Linked DNA regions of Mus musculus: regions 1 and 3 are each linked to region 2. A link is a loop called in an ENCODE intact Hi-C map of the cell type or tissue named here. Cell type or tissue: heart. All regions are shown on one strand.

Region 1 (2,500 bases), 240 kb before region 2:
GTGAACAGGGATAGACTCGAGGCAAACAGGTCAGCAAGTGAACCTATCAGCCAGGAGAGCCAGCGTTTCGGATCAGTGATCGGTTGATTGGCGGCCAGGATCACAGGAGAGAGAGAGTGATCATTATATTACGTCTGCTCGCAAGCCAGGCTGGTAGATAGAGGGGGTCTGGGACCAACTCTCAATCCAGACATCTCATCCCCAGCATCTCCAGAAGAACAGGACACAAGGCTCACAGAGGGAGCACAGAACCTCAAACATAACGTGCTGACATCATTAACTGAGCTAAGGTTTGAATGAATCCTGGCCTGAGCCCCCATTGCTGGCCAGGAATCACCTTCCACCTGTGCGACACTCAGTCTGTTCCTACTCCACAATGATGGCAACCTTGGTTTTTGTTTTTGTTTTTTTGGTCTAAGTTGAAAGGGTTCAATGATCAGGGATAAAAGGAACCATTATGATAATTTTACAAAAAGGATCCCATCTTGTTTCTCACTAACAAAGCCCATAAATGCAGATGATGGTTTTTAGCTCCCTATACAGAGGTCTATATGTACATTTCCTTACCTGGTTCTCTTCACAACCCTCTGAAGTGCATTTTCCTATCAGCGCTGTGCATATGATCTGGGAGGGTGGCAGGGGTGCTTAGCAAGTTCACACACTGCTAAGTGGCAAGGCGGATCTTCACACTCAGCCTAGAGGGGAAGCGCGAGACAGTCAGGTTAGTGTTTTAACAACCCAGACTCAGCTAGGAGGTGAATTCAAGGCCAGCCTGGGCTAACTATTATCCTGTCTCAAACAAACAAACAAACAAACAAATACACAAACACAGCCCCTAAGCATTGTGACACACTCACAGCCCGCAACTCACGGTGGAGAAATCTTGCCCCTCGAGTCTCCTAGATAAGGAACACTATCTAGAACTGGCAGACAGACTCAAGCCCTGTAACCACTTACCCTTGTCAGCCGCCTTTTTCTGTTTGTTATTTTGTACACATAAATTCATTCAGTCCGCCTTTGCGCTTTTGTATCTTCCTGCCACCGATTACCTTGACTTCAGAGATAAGGAATTCCGTTCTAGCGAGGGGACAGTGCAGCCATCCCAACACTTTTATCTTTGAATTGAGTTTCATTAGCAAGCTGTCAAAGGAGCAGGGTCCTCAGGGCCCTGACACCCAGGGTTTCACTATGCTTATGAGGCCTTGCTTGCTAAGACTGGAGTTTTACCGCCATGGGCTAGTCAACGAGAGTTTCGACATCTCTAAAGACTGCCTCAAGAGGGCGCTCCGCACAAGCCTTTAATCTACTCTCGGCTAGCTATGCCTGAATCTGGGTCTGGGAAGGCAGTATTTTTAAAATAAGGATTGCAGTCCTATGTGAGGCCGGAGGAAATCCATAGAACGATCACGCTGAGACAAAATGAGAGTGCAGAAAGCCGAGGCGCTCGTTTGTTTTCAAGTTTTAGAATACTTTTTATTTATTTATTTATTTATTTATTTATTTATTTATTTATTTATTTATTTTAGTATGCTGCAGGAAGCAGCGGTTCGGTTCCCATGTCAGACTGCTTACAACTGCCTATAATTACAGTTCTAGGGGATCGGACTTCCGAAAGCACATATAAACAGACAGGAAAGCAAACAGACAGACAGACACAAAAGCCAGAGAGAGAGAGAGAGAGAGAGAGAGAGAGAGAGAGGCACTCGCAGCAGGTATAACAGCAACAGAACTGCTTACCCAGAGACCTAAGCTCACAGGAACATAGGTCTTGAGGCCTCAGGAATTTAGGATTATTATAAAGATCATTTAAGGGAAGTCCCTCTGACCCATTTCCCATGTGGGCTTACTGCAGCGGGGCTGTTGAGATGGCAGGAAGAATTTGAAACAGGGTCTCTCAGGCTGTCCTCAAAGGTATGATTTTCCTGCCTCTGCCTCAAAAGTGCTGAGATTAGAGACATGCCCCACCATGCCCACACTACCCTTACGGGCTGGGAAGGGAACACTCTTAGCCCCCCTTAGAAACTCACTAAAGTGGTCTGCCACCCCTACCCAACCGTGATTGTGAATTCACCAGTAAATTTTTGCATCTCTTCATCAGTACTCGGTTGGAAATGCTAGACAAACAAGCTCATTCCCTCATCTAGATTGCCGCTAGCCAATGAGCACTCTGCACACAATAGGTCTTGATTTAATTTTCCTGGCTAATGAAGAGCAGTCGTCTCGGCATCCTTTGTTGCTGGAAGGACATCTTGAGATTGATTGTAATTGCTGTGTGAGGGAGCCGGGGGTCTTTGTCGGGGCAAGGAAGCGGCTGAAGGGTTCACTTAAACCCTTGAGGTCAACCCTGTAGCCTGGTGGAGTAAATTGCTTCCACTCGAGGACGGTGAGCCCCCTTATCTCTCTCTTTCCATGGAGCAACTTGCAAGGTCTGCTCCCTGCTCCCTAGCACAGCAAGCTGTCAAAGGAGCAGGGTCCTCAGGGCCCTGACGCCCAGGGTTTC
Region 2 (2,500 bases):
CTTTGCCATAAAGATGAAGGACCATCATCTTGACACTTACGTGGTCCGGCAGTCAGTGTCATCTGTGTGCTATTGATTTTATCCTTGAGATATAACCTAAACCAGGGTATTTCTTCATCCAAACTGGTTGGACTCTAAATGGCTGGTCTGCCAATGGCAACCAGGGAAACCTGGTGTGATGGGCAGCGTGTTGGCTGCCCAATCATATGTGCCCGTCATAACACTGACACGGGAGAGAGACAGTTCTGGCTGCTCAGGGATCCTCACGCCACACTTGGTGGGAAGAACTGTAAGCAGGTCTGGTCTGCTTGGAGCTGTGTGGTGAAGGCTTCAGAGGTGGGGTGACACTACTTTTCAATAGTATATAGAGTAAGTGCGAGGGCAGGAGAGCTAATGCTTTCCTTGTAGTTGAAGTCCATCTTTAGGCCACCTAGACCAATCATGGGTATTCAAGGCTACACTGTGACGTCACATCCTTCTCTAGAGTGTGGACTGTACATTTCCTCTACAATCCTAGTAAGCTACCTTCACTTGCAGGCTCTGTCAGTGGTGTGACAAAGAGGCTTGCTGCTCTGTTCTACTCTGGTCCCTAGAACTGTGTACTTGACCCATGGAAGCACTTGGTTTTATTATTGAATGGCATTAGGACCGTGGAAGTATGTAAAATGCAGTTTAATTCATCCACCATGTTCTCCTAAGGATCTTTTATCCATTGGTTACAGCTAAAACGGACAAGGCCTTCAAGGCTTTTCTGGATGCCCGAAATCCCACCAAGCAGCACTCCTCCACGCTGGAGTCCTATCTCATCAAGCCTGTTCAGAGAGTGCTCAAGTATCCTCTGCTTCTCAAGGAGCTAGTGTCACTGACTGACCATGAGAGTGAAGAACACTATCACCTGACAGGTAAGGCTGGAGGGAGGCTGCTTGTATTCAAGCTGGTCAAGGGTGTTTTCTGGGTGTCCATAGCTCTTCCCCAGGCATCCCCGGTACTGTAACTGCTCATCTCAGTTACATCTACTACAAAAGAAAACAGCTCAATGTAGCCATCCCCCGAGGTGCTCAATGTAGACCGAAACTCACAGAGCTATGTCTCCCTTCTCTTCTGAGTGCTGGGTCTAAAGGTGTACATAACTGCACCTGGCTTACAGGCAATCTAGCAGTGAGATTGCTCTTACTAAATTGATCAAGAGGGGCGATTTGATTTAAAGTTTTAAACTTATGTAATTTAGGTCTAGTGAGTTGAAGTGGAAGACCACAGGTCACTTGGCCAGTGAACAGTGCTATAAGAAGTCTTTCTTGCACTTTCTGTGGCCTTGGCTGTGCTACAGCTAAGGCTCATGCTTGCTGCATGGGGTGCCACCTTGTGGAGATCTTTGAGTAGTGCTCAGCCAACAACAGGCATCCAGTGGCAGCTGATACCTTGGTGGCTGGTGTCTCACAGGGGATGGCTACAATGAACTGACCTGAGGTATGGTTTGACAATAGCACCCAGGCTCTGGAGATGAGAGCTAAGTGTCCCTTAGGCTCAGAGAGGAAGTGATTTGCTTCCCACATGTTAAAGCTAGCAGGTCTAGTTGAGCCACAACAACATTCCCAGACAGCAGCAGGTTAGTTGAACTGAGAAGAATATAAAGCAAACTTGTTTTTCCAATGTATACATACTTTGGTATTATAACCAATGAAGCCAGGATTTTTTTTACATGAATGCTAAAATTGTACAAGTAAATGATATAAATTGCAATTAGTCCTTTGTCCCTCATATGCCCCTTGCCCAAGTTATAGACAAATAGCAAGTAGAATGCAAACAACTGAGCTCACAGTTGGACAGTTGGGTATTTGTAATTTACAGACACCAGAAGTATTGTACTTTTTCCTTGAACTGGAGAGCCAGACTCTAGGTCTATGTGTTTGAAGCAGGTGCTAGCACTGAGTCTTGCCTCCTGTCCTCTGACACTGTAACTGAGCAACTATGCTGGATTCCTAGCCTGCCAGGTAGTTTAGAGGAGACACTGCCTAGAAGAGCAGCTCTCCCGAGGCCTGACATGTTGGGTTCAATTCTGGCGCCACTACTTATTTTTCCTCTAGAGCTCTGTTTTATATTCTGCAATATGGTATTGGTTACAGTCATTGTGTTCTTTGGGGACACATAAAACAGTTAAGATGTGTAGCTGGGCCAAGGCTAGCTTTATGAATGGCACTTTTCACAGTCACCTCATTTCTGAGAGGATTTGAGGAAGAAGACAGTCTGACTACCCTCGATCGTTACACCTGCGTTAAATGGGTTGTACCTCAATCACGTTACCATTTGCTGAGAGCTGGACTCCCATGTTGGCATGTGATAGGATTCAGAATAAGCAAGCATACTCTCATATTTTTCAGAAGCACTAAAGGCCATGGAAAAAGTCGCCAGTCACATCAATGAGATGCAGAAGATCTACGAGGATTACGGGATGGTGTTTGACCAGCTGGTGGCAGAGCAGAGTGGCACAGAGAAGGAAGTC
Region 3 (2,500 bases), 280 kb before region 2:
GATGAAAAACTTTGTGTTTTAAGGAAGAGTTTTTAAAATGTTCTGCTGCTGGCTCCTTGGATCAAGGATGGCATTTGATTTGCCCTTGGGTCTCTGGTCCTATCTTGTAAATACAGCAGCAAGTATGAGCATAGTAGCAAGTAGGAATAACAAAAAGCTGATGTATTTACCAAGTTAAGTAAGGATGCCTTCATTTCCCTAGTCCTCTCCGTAAGCTCTGTGCCGAGGCTGTGTGTCTTTTCTGATACTTTTGGAAGTGAGTCTAGTCTCTAACGGTTGAGCCTTCTCTCCAGTCCAAGTGATTTCTGTGGAGAGGTGGACTCACTAGCCTGCAGTAATTTTTATCATGTGTGATAAAAAAAAAAAAGCAAAAACAAAACAAAACAAAAAGCAGGGAGGATTAAAAGAAGCTGTTATTTCCCTGGTGTCAGGACGGACTTTTAATATACATCACTGAACGGTGTCACTCTGAATTCTATACTACTTCATTCTCTGCAGTAGAAACTTAGAAAAACAAAGTTATTAAGGAAATTATTTCAGCCTGTGAGATTTAGGAATACCTTCATTGGTTCTTGTACACTTGTACACCGGCTCGCACACCCAGCTTCTGTCTCTGGTCCACATGTGTTCCCATGGTTACATGGTGGAGCTTCAGGGCCCTTGGGGTGAGGTATGTCTTTTGACATTATTTTAATGTCCAGGTTAACTTTAATTATCCAAGTTACTATATATATAAACTTGAAAATGTCTACAGTTTATGTCTGGCAACTGTTAGGAGTTAAAGGGAAAGTCCAAAGCTTTAACCATTGGTTTGAAAACAGGAAAACAAGTGTTCACAAGAAAGTGGGCTACCTAAGACTTAGCCCTGGGGAGTTTCAACACATATTGATGTACTCTTTCGTTCCATGGTTGGTGCCTGTGGAAACCAGTTATGCTGGAGACACCTCAAAAATATTTCAATAGCTGCTTCAATAACTAAGGCAGTGTTCTTTCTGTATTGCATGCAGGATAAACTTCTAAGCTGAAGCGCTCACTGTACTATTCTTTCTGTTGTGTGCTCAAATGCATGTGGCCGACTTGGCACACGCATTTAGGGGAGAAAAATCACATCAGCACTCTGTGTCTCTACCAGTAGAGGTCACTGTGCCCCCATGGAAGGCAACCAGGGCTGCCATGGTGCCTTCTAGAGCCAGTTAGTTATCACTGCTATTTCTGAGTGCTTACCCCTCCCACTCCGCACAGTCACCCTTAAATGCAGCCCCTTGCCTGCAGATAAAGCTCTGTGGTATCATTGATCTTCCCATAAGAGACGTGGGCAAGTCAGCTGATCCCACACGCATGCGTGCTGAGTTGGAAGTGGCTGGCTGCCTCCTCGCAGTCACGTGCTTGTTATTCCTGTCTTGTTAGTCTCTGAGGTGTCTTGTCTGCTGGGAGAGTCCCTTCCTCTAAGGTTCTCTGCGTTTGCTGGTATGAATGTTTAAGAACAAACCACAGTTCTGTTGTGAATACAATTGAGATGTGTCCCTTAGCAGATAGCCACTTTATCTAAGTCTCGGGCTAGCCTGGTGGTCTTGGCAAAAGGAGCGCAGTGGAAGCCACAAGCCTGGGAGTTAGCAGGTGCTACCGCAAGCAGTGGCTCGGAGCACTCCTGCAGGACACACTGATGCTCTCAGGTCCTTCCGGCGCTACCATCTTCACCTGGGTGACGACTGAGACCCGATATGCCCTTCTTGATTCTGGTACCCTATAGATGCATCAGTTTGATAGCACTAGCCTCCTGGTGTGCCCACCAAAGTAGCACCCAGAAAGCCTGAAGCCCAGTAAGTACCCTGGGATGCACGGAACACCCAGGCTGCGGGTTCCGTCAACTTTCTAAGTAATCTCCAAGCAGAGCAGGGCATAATAATTCTTACACCCTAGGGATCAAAAGAGCTTATTATGCGTCCTCTCTAATTAACCCATAGGTTCTGTATCAAGGAACAAGACAGGTATATGACCACTAATTACTTAAGTTTTCTTTTTCCTTTTTTTTTCTTTGAAGTTGTTCCTGTGCTCATTCAGTGAGCTTCCCTCGCTGGTCCAATATTCTCTTCTGGAGTAATCACCTGCAGCTACCCTTCTTAGTGAGTTGTGTTGATGTGTTACTATTTATTTATTCTGTATTCAAGGGTGGTGAATTTTATATATATATATTTCATGGTAATATTTCAATATACTGGTGAATTTTTTTATGTTAGAAATCTGCCTTGTCGATTATAAGGAAATGGTGTTCAACTCAAGAATTCAGAGCAATAATGGTTCCATTTGTATAGAACAGAAATCTGACCACCAAAGTCTCTGTGATTAAAGGTTCCGATACACCAGTTCTGGGGGAGGGAGCCCAATGTGTGCCACAGGAGCATCTTGAAACTTTTTTTTTTTAAATATCTTAATTACATGTATCCATGTGAGGGCTCACACATACCAGGACATGCATCTGGAGTTTGAAGACAGCCTGAAG

What was found. Peaks named below come from ENCODE experiments on the same cell type or tissue, not always from the same donor. Only the 100,000 strongest peaks of a DNase experiment are listed, where the experiment ranks them.
Region 1: a loop joins it to region 2, with 4 times the contacts of the local background. A loop is called at or near these places in 15 of 42 quality-filtered maps.
Region 3: it touches region 2 in a loop (17-fold over the local background); 4 of 42 quality-filtered maps call a loop at or near these places.

Annotation. Positions count from the first base shown.
Region 1 is chr17:3,272,661-3,275,160 of GRCm38, forward strand. It overlaps Gm34035 (a long non-coding RNA gene), which reads right to left. Exons shown (of 5, transcript XR_001782146.2): 3 at 568-695. Among named protein-coding and RNA genes, the nearest start is that of Gm34035, 9.4 kb to the right of the region's middle. In heart, a CTCF peak has its summit at 1,280 (motif pointing right); a DNase peak (open chromatin) is centred at 1,251; H3K4me3 peaks cover 302 bases; H3K27ac peaks cover 808 bases.
Region 2 is chr17:3,508,679-3,511,178 of GRCm38, forward strand. Tiam2 (T cell lymphoma invasion and metastasis 2) reads left to right here. Exons shown (of 27, transcript NM_001122998.1): 20 at 723-902; 21 at 2,379-2,497. Among named protein-coding and RNA genes, the nearest start is that of Cldn20, 23 kb to the right of the region's middle. In heart, a CTCF peak has its summit at 1,364 (motif pointing left); a DNase peak (open chromatin) is centred at 1,363.
Region 3 is chr17:3,229,194-3,231,693 of GRCm38, forward strand. No RefSeq gene overlaps it. Among named protein-coding and RNA genes, the nearest start is that of Gm34035, 53 kb to the right of the region's middle. In heart, a CTCF peak has its summit at 1,128 (motif pointing right); a DNase peak (open chromatin) is centred at 1,258; H3K4me3 peaks cover 618 bases; H3K27ac peaks cover 443 bases.